Linked DNA regions of Homo sapiens: region 2 is linked to region 1. A link is an interaction called in ENCODE POLR2A ChIA-PET data of the cell type or tissue named here. Cell type or tissue: CD4-positive, alpha-beta T cell. All regions are shown on one strand. Each heading gives the region's core, and the rest is flanking DNA. Links, peaks and the distances in the headings are about the cores only. Region 1 holds the start of MIR196A2 (microRNA 196a-2). Region 2 overlaps CBX5 (chromobox 5).

Region 1 (5,367 bases), core at 140-5,139:
AACCTAATAAATTTCCAGAATCATAATCCTCAAATGGATGGTTTTTTGTTTTTAGTGATTTTTAGCAACACCCCTCCCCCGAAGAGGCTGAGTGTGTGGATGTGTGTGTTTTGTGTTTGACTCATCTCCTAGAGCCTTTCTAGAACGTCTCTTGGCGGGTTTAATGTAAGTGAGAGACCATAACGTTGATTTAAATATTATCCAGGTGACCACAATAAGTCAAGGTCATAAAACAGTAATGTCAGGACGGTCTTGGTGCGCGCGAGAGGTGGATTTTATGATCTGCAAATATAATGTGGTGCTGCAGTAAAAGATGCATTTAAAGGTGACTGGAGGAGGGAAAGAGGCAGAGAGCAAGCTGCAATCTTGAGGAGCAGACGGATCTGATTGCCTGGGGTGCTGGGCTGGGCGCACCCCACTGCTGCTGGGGGTCACCCCAAGAGCCCCCCACCCATCCAAGGAAAGGAATAAACTTAACCGCTGGAGGGGCATGAGGAGCTCAGCCCCCCCAACCTCGACAGCAGCTAACAGAAACGCCAGGAGCAGCAGGAGGAGGAGGCAGCGACAAGGTAAGAGAAGCGGTTTCTTGTTCTTCTCTTGGCGGCGGAGTGGGGATGAGCGGTGTCCCCAGGTGTCCGGCGTGCAGCGGACAGAGCCTGGAGGAAGGTGTTTAGGGCATCCGTGCTTGCCGAGAACCCAGGCTTTCCTAGTGGCCGCTGGCAGCGGAGGGCAGCGACTGGGAGCTCCCTCTCCTTCCCTCCCGGGCCCATTGCCATGGGGGTTCCACAGTTAAAGGGATAAATTGATGGTTTTTGGCTTCTTTATCTTTTCGGGCACTTTGGGTCTCCTCGAAGTCGACACTCTGGTCTAGGTGTTGCTCAGTCTGGTCGTCTGTTGGTGGGGGAGGAGGAGTACAGAGGGTTGAAGCTTGAAGCTTAGGTTTTCCTGCTTTTCGCTGGTTTGGATGTGAGCCTCGTCCAGCCTCTTGTTCCCTGTGCTCCCTGGCTGTAACGTTTTGCCAGGCAAGTGGCCTGATTGGAAGTGGCTCCAGAGCACAGGGCTATGATTCAGCTACCCACATTCGCTGAGAAGCCTAAACCGAGCTGAGAGGGAGAGGATCAGAGGGAGTCTAGCAGGAGAGTGCAGGAGAGCCAGATGGACAAGACAGGGGACCCAGCTCCAGAGTGGAAGGAAGATCCAGCTTCCCCCAGGGCCAGGGCCAGATGCAGGGGAATAGCTCCACTGCGGTGCTGGGGGTGGGGCAGGTATTTGGCCGCCAGTGGTCCCATTTCACCAGATTTTTCCTGAGCAATTTGCTTAGACCAGAAACTAATGAAGGCAGTCAGACCCCTTACCCACCCAGCAACCCAAAGTCTACTCTCTAGTCCTTAGGGAGGTTGTGGGGGCGGAAAGGGGGACGGGGCTGAATTTCTTCCTTCCCCAACCCCCTTCCCTTCTCCTCCAGATAGATGCAAAGCTGAATCTCCCGCCCTGCTCGCTCAGCTGATCTGTGGCTTAGGTAGTTTCATGTTGTTGGGATTGAGTTTTGAACTCGGCAACAAGAAACTGCCTGAGTTACATCAGTCGGTTTTCGTCGAGGGCCCCAACCCACCTCTCCCACTCCTACCCTCCCCAGTGGGACTGCCCCACTGCCCCCTCCCAGATAGGGCAAAGTGGGTGCAGACCAAGGAGGACAAGCTGTGAGTGGGGTTGCAGAACAAGTCTGGAGAACCCTGCTTTATGCCGTCCTCTCAACCTATCCCAATCCCTGTGATTAAGGGAGAGGAGTCTTTCCTGCAGCTATTGTCTCCTGGGCCCAGCTGATGGAGACAGACAAAGAGGGTCCAGCCAATTCCAAGGAAATTCAGGAGTTTGAGTAAGAGGTGGCCTGGCGGGCCAGCTCAGTTGGGCAGCAGGGTGGGGCAGAATTATTAGCAGAAAGAGGAGCACAGAAAGAGAAGACGGTCTCTGGAATGGTTAGCCTCTCCCACCTACCACCTCCAGTCGACTGGGGCTCAAGATTCTCCTTAGAAAAGTGGGGTACCTGGAGGTTCCAAGAGTTGGGGAACTCTGAGCGCCAGCCCAGCCCTTTCCCCTTCCCCTTCTATAGCTCCATCTCCAGGGGAAGGACATGTTTGGGGTGTTGGTAGGTTAGAGGAAAGCCATCAAAGTCCAAGTAGAACCCCTCACACACGCACACGCACGCAACTGGGAAACATCAGGGCAAAAACCTGACTCTGGTCTCTGTTTAGTCGTCTGTGGCCTGAAGGCCTCAGTTTCTGTGGCTGTGACTGTCAGGCAGCTGCCTGTCTTTGCACTATGTGGAAACATCTGGGTGAACAGAGGCTGCCCGTGCCCACCATTGCTATGTTGGTGGAAAGGTTGTTGGCTGATGCCAGGGGGAGGAGGGGAGGAGAATGGGGTAGAGGAAAATCTGAGCAGTGTGAAACTTTGCAAAGCTTCCTCTCATCCTTTCCCCCTTGGTTCTTCAATTCTGGCCCTGGTTGCTACAGAGAAAGTTCTCAAAAGAGGTTTCTTTGCCTGCCTGCGGGCGGAGTTGGGGGGGGGGGAATAAATGGGGGAGGGGTTATGGAGACTGAGGAGATACACCCCTGTTCTCAGAGATACTGGGGAAGAGAAGCCAAAAGAAGGTCAGGTTCTTGGTTCTCTTACTTTGAAATTATTATGATTATTAAAACATTATAAACGTCTAGACAGGGAAACAAAATTATGTCCCTGTAACAAAATATATACAGAGTTCTATATTCTCACAGTCATCTGCTGGGAGGGATATATGTGACCTTGTATGAGTGTAGGGCTCTGTTTCTGTCTCCCCTAGGCTCTCTTAAATACCCTGTATGTATTTATACGCATACACATTTATTTTTCCCCTCTCTTATGCGAACATATTTGTTTTGACTCCCAAGGAAGCTGGAGGAGAAAATGGGAATAGAATTTCCTGTCTCCCTAGCTGGATTGTTGGTCTGTCTGTCCCCCATCCCTTTGTGAGAGAAAAAATTTCTTCTCTTGGAGAGAAGTATTCAAACCTCTCTATGGCTCCCAGGGAAATGGGGAAGTTTCCAGAGAGTCAGGCCAGCTGGTGGGAAGCAGGCAAGGGATTCCCCTAGTTTGGGAGCTCCTAGCAGCCTTTGAGTCTTCAGGCTGCCCCAGGCACACAGTCAGTTGGGGCAAAGCGTGTCCCAGGCAGGGACTGGGTGCTCAGGAGCATTTGGCTTGGAGATAGAGTCCCTGATGGGCCGAAATTCACTAATGAACGACTTCTGTGCTTTGGGTCTCTGTGCCCCCATTTCCGTTTCAGAGCTGTTGGGCTTATGTGTGGGAGGTCAGAGAGCCAGGGGTTGAGGTGTCTCCTCCCCAAATGCAGAGAAATGGAGCGAGGTCTCATAGGGCCAAGGTGAGGACCAGTCTGGTGGTCAGAGTCCACCCCCGGCACAAGGCCGTGGATCATGGCTAAGGCGATGGTAATTATTTATTCCCTTCGCCGGAAGGGAGTCTTCAGAAGGAACAGCGTGAAGAGAAGAGAAAAAATTATCTCTCTCGTCTGTGGATATTAAGATGGATTTTTATTTCTTAAAGGACCCTCCCCGCCGAGAGCGCATAAGCGTAAACTTAATATATGCTCCGCAGCCCAACTCCAGAAATCGCAATAAAAGTTAAAACCTCCCCTACTGTTTTTTTTTTAATTATGATATGGGAAAGAGGAGCAGGATTTATAGAGCTGAACTCTCAGTGTATGAATGTTTGAGACTTGCGGGAGGAAGAAAAGGCAAGAGCTCGCCAAGGCGAGCCTTGGTCTCTGAGATCTCTCGTCGGCTGCTGGGGCTCCGGCTCAGCCTGGCAGATCCGCTGTGGCCTCTCTGGGACCTCGCCCCGGCCCACGGCCTGACTTCGGCTCGGAGATGCAGCCCTTCCCGAGAACAGGTGAAGAAGACGGCGGCAGCGGGGACTGGGGGCTTCGGGTGGGAACGCCAGGGCTCAGGGCTTTGTGTGGGTCGTGCAGGGGGCGAGGTTCGAAGTCCTGGGCTGGACCGCAGCACGAGTGTGGCCCGGACGGCTGCGTGGCCAGAAGGGGTGTTCGGGCAGGGTGCGAGAGCACCGGCAAGGTGGATTGTGTATGGACTTTGGCCGCAGACAGAGCAGAGCGGGCTCCCGGGCTGTGGCCGGCGGCGAGGCGGGCAACCGCATGTTGAGTCTATAGAAAGGACCTTGAGGTCTGCTGGGTGTTTGGGCTGCCCTGGGGGCGGCGGCCCAGAGTGTGGAGCAAGCGGCGCGCGGGGCGCGGCGGTCAGCGTGGGAGAGGCTGCAGGCCCTGCACGCCTCTGCAGCTGCCGGGCCGTGTCCGGGACGTCTGAACTGAGGCCGACCAATGGTCACAGCATGAAAAATAAATGCAATGGAAGGTCTTTCTGTCTTTTCTTTTCCGCGTAAAAGGTCCTTTCTTTTTTCTCTCTTTCGGATATACCTGGATTTGGTCCAGACCAGGTTGCCCGCGGGAGGGCCCCGCGAGCGGCAGCGCGCGAGGGAGGGAGAGAGAGGGAGGGCGAGAAGGAGGGAGGGAGGGAAGGAGGGCGGGCGGCGGCGGCCGTGGTGGCCGGGGCTTCCCTCCCCAGGCGGGAGCCGCCTGTCCTGTATCTATGGCCGTGGGGAGCGAAGGACCAGGTAACGAAGGCGCTTCCGAAGCGGGATTGGACCAAACCAGAGGGACAGAGTCTTCTGGGTCTCTCTGCCTGAGGCCCTGGAGGGAGAGAAGGTAGGGAGATCGGCGCCCGCCGGGCCTGGCAAAGAGGCCTCGGGAAATGTTGAACCTGTATGTGATCTCAGGCTCACACTCATGTTGTGGGTCTGTCTGCCTCAGGAGATGCGGTTTGCCTTTCTGTCTGAGACGCCCCAAACCCTGAGCTCTCCTTCCCAAGGCTGGAAAAAAAATCGGGAAAAACGGCGGAATTTGCACTTTCATTCATTGGGTTATCTGCAACTGAGAGGGGCTGGTTAAGGCGTCCCCAAGTTGGAAGGGCGCTTTGCTTCTGTTTTCTGGATGCAGAGTCCTCTGACTCCCTCTGCCACGGGCTGAGTTTCCGGCTCCAGGTTCGCGTGTCGCCCTGAGGTTTGAGGCCAGACAGCTCGCAGTCGGGCAGGGAGGGCGGGGGAGAGACGAGCGGCTCTGGCCCCTTAATTGTACTTCGGGCTCGTATTGTCTCTCCTTTCGCCACCTCCGCTTCCTCAGTCTGGGCTCCAAAGTCACTGCAAATTTCCTTGCGACACATACATCACACAAAAGATCAGGTAACAAGGCGCTCAGGGCCACTGGGGCTCCGGGCAGGGCAGGGAGCGGCTCTAGCTCTGGGG
Region 2 (5,367 bases), core at 47-5,046, 270 kb after region 1:
AGTCAAACAATTTAAGGGCTAGAGCCTAGACCAGATAAAGCATCAAGACTGGTGGTTCACACTGAGCTTAGGAGGAGGGAGCTTTCCAGCATGAGAAATGAGACATGGCTGGCAGGATGATGGAGTGATTAAGATAGAATCCCAATACCATGACAGAGGAAAAGAAGATGAGCCTCTGAACACAACCTTATCCTTGTGGAAATCTCCAAGGGAAAGGGTGAGTAGCTTCTCAAATTTCTGGAGTCTTTCAGGCATAACAGCTCTCAGCCTTCTCTCTTAAATATACATAGGAACTATCTGGTAAAGCTACCAATAACTATAGATTACAGCACCTAAGGCCCATTGAGATGAGAAAAGAGGCTGGGCGCGGTGGCTCACGCCTGTAATCCCAGCACTTTGGTAGGCCGAGGCGGGCAGATCTCCTGAGGTCAGGAGTTCCAGACCAACCTGGCCAACATGGTGAAACCCTGTCTCTACTAAAAATACAAAAATTAGCCAGGTGTGGTGGCAGGCACCTGTTATCTCAGCTACTTGGGAGGCTGAGGCAGGAGAATCACTTGAACCCAGAAGATGGAGGTTGCAGTGAGCCGAGATCAAGCCATTGCACTCCAGCCTGGACAACAAGGGCAAAACTCCGTCTCAAAAAAAAACCAAACAAAAAACTTATCAGTCCTCAGCAATTACAGAGAGGGCATCACAAGCAAGCTAGGGCAACCCAGAAAAACAAGAGGTAGGCCGGCACAGCGGCTCTCGCCTGTAATCCCAGCACTTTGGGAAGCCAAGGCAGGTGGATCATGAGGTCAGGAGTTTGAGACCAGCCTGGCCAACATGGTGAAACCCCGTCTCTACTAAAGACACAAAAAAATTAGTCAGGCGTGGTGTAATCCCAGCTACTCGGGAGGCTGAGGCAGTTACGCACCTGTAATCCCAGCTACTCAGGAGGGTGAGGCAGGAGAATCGCTTAAACGGGAGGCGGAGGTTGCAGTGAGCTGAGATCGCGCCACTGCACTCCAGCCTGGGCAACAGGGTAAGACTCTATCTCAAAAAAAAAAAAAAAAAAAAAGAAAAGAAAAAAGAAAAAAAAAGGCCAGGCGCAGTGGCTCACGAGGTCAGGAGATTGAGACCATCCTGGCTAACATGGTGAAACCCTGTCTCTACTAAAAATACAAAAAATTAGCCAGATGTGGTGGCGGGAGCCTGTAGTCCCAGCTACTGGGGAGGCTGAGGCAAAAGAATGGTGTGAACCCAGGAGGCGGGGCTTGCAGTGAGCCGAGATCGCACCACTGCACTCCAGCCTGGGAGACAGCGTGAGACTCCGTCTCAAATAAAAAAGAGGTAATGGTTAGCCCTCAGCATTGACCGTTTAATGCTGGAAGAACCCACATAGGGTCCCTGGTATCTGTCTGCTTTGTCCAGTTCAGGTTCTACTCTCATCCCTCCAGTCATTTCTTTTTTGAGACAGGGCCTCGTTCTGTTGTTCAGGCTGCAGTGCAGTGGTGCGGACAGTTTATTGCAGTCTCAAACTCCTGGGCTCAAGCAATCCTCTCACCTTGGCCTTCTGAGCAGCTGGGACCACAGGGGCACGCCACCATGCCTGGCTACATTTTTTTATTTTTTGGTGAGATGCAGTCTCACTGTGTTGCCCAAGCTGGTCTCAAACTTCTGGGCTGAAGCAATCCTCCTGCCTTACCCCCACAAAGCAGTCACTACTTCTCAATACCAATTCTGGTGGCTTTTCTTATCTTGTTATAGTCATTTCATTTTCATCACCACTTATGAGCAAAAGTACACATAATTCTAGATCTTTCACTAAGCTTTCTTCTTATTAAGAATGAAAGCCAGCCGGGCGCAGTGGCTCATGCCTGTAATCCCAGCACTTTGGGAGGCCAAGGTGGGTGGATCACCTGAGGTCGGGAGTTTGAGACCAGGCTGGCCAACATGGCGAAACCCCATCTCTACTAAAAATACAAAAATTAGCCAGGTGTGGTGGCAGGTGCCTGTAATCCCAGCTACTGGGGAGGCTGAGGTAGGAGAATCGCTTGAATCTGGGAGGTAGAGGTTGCAGTGAGCCAAGATTGCGCCACTGCACTCTAGCCTGGGAGACAAGAGTGAAACTCCATCTCAAAGAAAAAAAAAAAGAAAAAGAAAGCCAATTGGTAAGCTGCCTCACTGAACTACCCACTGAATTAAAGATGGTAATCAAACCAAATGTCAAGATGCATAATCAATGAGCTCTCCATTGTAGAGTTTCAACATAAATTCTATAAGCCCCCTAACTAAGCAAAATCCTTTAGGAAGTAAGCCAGGGTTAAAGAGCAGAGGAGAGCGCATATGCAAAGCTCCCTATCACATGGATTAATTAGATATGCCATTGATGAGTGGTTGCAGTTGGCCCAGACTTGCACGATTCCCACTTCTCCTTAAGGCCCTTAGGGAGAGAGTGGCTTAGGTGAAGATTAAATTGTCAGCTACAGCACTGTCTTCAAAGCATCCTCTATATAGCCTTATTGCAGCAAATAAAACAGATGAAAATAAACCAAACTTACAGAAACATTTTAATCTGCTCTATGTTCCTTGCTCTTTATGGAGCTTGAAGTACTGATGGTTTTAGGTGTGTAACACAAACAGCATAAAACTAAAATATCCCCTATAAAGATGTTTTCTTGCAGTGGATTTATGATTTCCAAAGTATTAGCCATGTGGCATTTTAACAAAAACACAGCATAGAGATGCACATTACAGCTGTCCTGGCTGTCTCAGGTTTTGTTAAATGGGCTGATAACTATCACTCCACCTCCACCAAAAGCCCATGAGCACACAATTCAAGAGGAGTTAAAAGCTTTTTAAATGTCTGTTTAAGAGACTAGATTAGGAAAGAGTTGAAGAGAAAGATTAACTATGGTCGTTAACACCCCTATCATTAACGAGCCACATATAGACAACACAAACTTTATTAAAAGAAGAGAGCATGGAGGCAAGAAATGTTCTCCCATTGGCTAGCACAGCTCTAGTTCATGATCCTTTAAAAATCAGGCCAAGAGGCTGGGCACAACGGCTCACGGCTGTAATCCCAGCACTTTGGGAGGCTGAGGCAGGCAGATCGATCACTTGACGTCAGGAGTTCAAGACCAGCGTGGCCAACATGGTGAAACCCCATCTTTACTAAAAATACAAAAATTAGCCAGGTAAGGCGGTGCACGTCTATAATCCCAGCTACTCAGGAGGCTTAGGCAGGAGAAGCGCTTGAACCTGGGAGGTGGAGGTTGCAGTGAGCGGAGATGGTGCCACTGCACTCCAGCCTGGGCAACAGAGGCAGACTCTGTCTTAAAAAAAAAAAAAACCAGGCGAAACCTCCTACTACAGTGAGCAAGGGAGTAAAGGGCCTTTTGTTCTTTTAGATAAAAACGGCTGCGTGCGGTGGCTCACCCTGTAATCCCAGCACTTTGAGAGGCAGATCACCTGAGGTTAGGAGTTCAAGACCAGCCTGGCCAACATGGCGAAACCACGTCTCTACTAAAAATACAAAAATTAGCCAGGCATGGTGGTGGGCATCTGAAATCCCAGCTACTCAGGAGGCTGAGGCAGGAGAATTGCTGGAACCTGGGAAGTAGAGGTTGCAGTGAGCTGAGATGGCACCACTGCACTCCAGCCTGGGCGACAGAGCGAGACTTCATCTCAAAAAAAATAAAAAATAAAAAAATAAATATAAAAACATATACTTGGCTGGGTGCCATGGCTTACACCTATAATCCCAACAATTTGGGAGGTTGAGGCAGGAGGACAGCTTAGGCCCAGAGTTCAAGACCAGCATGAACAAACATAGTGAGACCTCCGCAATATTTAAAATAATAATTGTATATATACACATTCTAAATGACGATAAAGGCTGCCCTATAAATTCCATTTGGTTGTATGTCCCCCAGGCTCTGATTACCAATATATTACAAATGAATGTGGGCTACAAGACTCAATTTTCAGAACTGCTTGAAGGTATCAGTCTGGTAAACTGGTGTATTTAGCAATAACACAAAAATTCTTGCTTGATATCTCATCATTTTATATTGGATTTTTTTTCACCCTCTTATTAAAATCCACTCAATTTCTTCTCTCAACTATCAGTTTTCAGAAACACGCATTCTATTTTATAGAATAAGATGTTGCCCTATTAAAAAAAAGTATCAGTTTTCTTTAAATTTAGTTAGGGTACACCTAAACCCACCACTGGGCAAGAGGTTAAATATCCAATTGTTTCAAGATTTATGAGAAAGCAGAATTTGGCACCACCATGGGAAAATGCCTTCCAGATGGTGTTTTCCAACAACTTTATCCTTGGAAATGTACTGAACTCATCTTAAGGCACCACATTCTCAGGTGGGTGTTAATCTCACATCCACTCCTCTTAAGTGTAATGAAACATGAATTTGGAGACCTCGTCACCTTTCACAAAGAACCTGGCAATTTCATCATAAGTAAATCTTGAGAAAAATGGGTAACAGCAACATTTGAGTAGATTGTCATGAATCTTAGATTTATACATACCACTTTGGCAGATCATGTTCACAAAATATGGAAGGATTAAAAGAATACTGAAAACACTTGTCCCCAAATAAAATTATGGTCATAAAGCATTTTCCAAACGTCAGCCATAAAATTAAGACTCAGTCTTTACCATGGCATCATCTAGCTTGCACATTTTAGACATCAGTAGCTTAAGGGTTACAAAGGCTCCTTCAGGTCATTTCAACAAATCATCCATTTTAACGAAGAGCCTGTGTTAAGTCAGGCAATTTTTCTCTTTTTTTTTTTTTTGAGACGGAGTCTAGCTCTGTCGCCCAGGCTGGAGTGCAGTGGCACAATCTCGGCTCACTGCAAGCTCCATGTTCCGGGTTCATGCCATTCTCCTGCCTCAGCCTCCCGAGTAGCTGGAACTACAGGCGCCCGCCACCACGCCCGGCTAATTTTTTTTGTGTATTTTTAGTAGAGACGGGGTTTCACCGTGTTAGCCAGGATGGTCTTGATCTCCTGACCTCGTGTTGTGATCCACTCACCCCGGCCTCCCAAAGTGCTGGGATTACAGGCGTGAGCCACAGCACACAGCTGACAATTTATGTTTTCTTAGCATCAGTTTAAAGAAGACATCTGGCTGGGCATGGTGGTTCACGCCTATAATCCCAGCATTTTGGGAGGTGGAGGCAGGCGGATCACTTGAAGCCAGGAATTCGAGACCAGCCTGGCCAACATGGCGAAACCCCATCTCTACCAAAAATACAAACATTAGTCAGGCGTGGTGGTGGGCGCCTGTAATCCCAGTTACTCAGGAGGCTGAGGCAGGAGAATCGCTTGAACCCGGGAGACGGAGGTTACAGT

The links. Peaks named below come from ENCODE experiments on the same cell type or tissue, not always from the same donor. Only the 100,000 strongest peaks of a DNase experiment are listed, where the experiment ranks them.
Region 2: POLR2A ChIA-PET joins it to region 1 with 13 read pairs; 2 of 35 experiments call an interaction of 5 or more read pairs at or near these places.

The regions. Positions count from the first base shown.
Region 1 is chr12:53,990,246-53,995,612 of GRCh38, forward strand. MIR196A2 (microRNA 196a-2) reads left to right here and starts at 1,493; the gene lies at 1,493-1,602. It overlaps HOXC-AS2 (HOXC cluster antisense RNA 2), which reads right to left. Exons shown (of 3, transcript NR_047505.1): 3 at 4,963-5,273. HOXC10 (homeobox C10) reads left to right here. Exons shown (of 2, transcript NM_017409.4): 2 at 1-34. RefSeq lists an enhancer at 4,972-5,367. In CD4-positive, alpha-beta T cell, for the core only: no CTCF peak of the experiment used is centred there; a DNase peak (open chromatin) is centred at 5,126; H3K4me3 peaks cover 39 bases; H3K27me3 peaks cover 4,916 bases.
Region 2 is chr12:54,262,721-54,268,087 of GRCh38, forward strand. The region is part of intron 1 of CBX5 (chromobox 5); the gene reads right to left. It overlaps SCAT2 (S-phase cancer associated transcript 2), which reads left to right. Exons shown (of 2, transcript NR_157844.1): 1 at 1-217. Among named protein-coding and RNA genes, the nearest start is that of SCAT2, 2.8 kb to the left of the region's middle. In CD4-positive, alpha-beta T cell, for the core only: no CTCF peak of the experiment used is centred there; no DNase peak of the experiment used is centred there.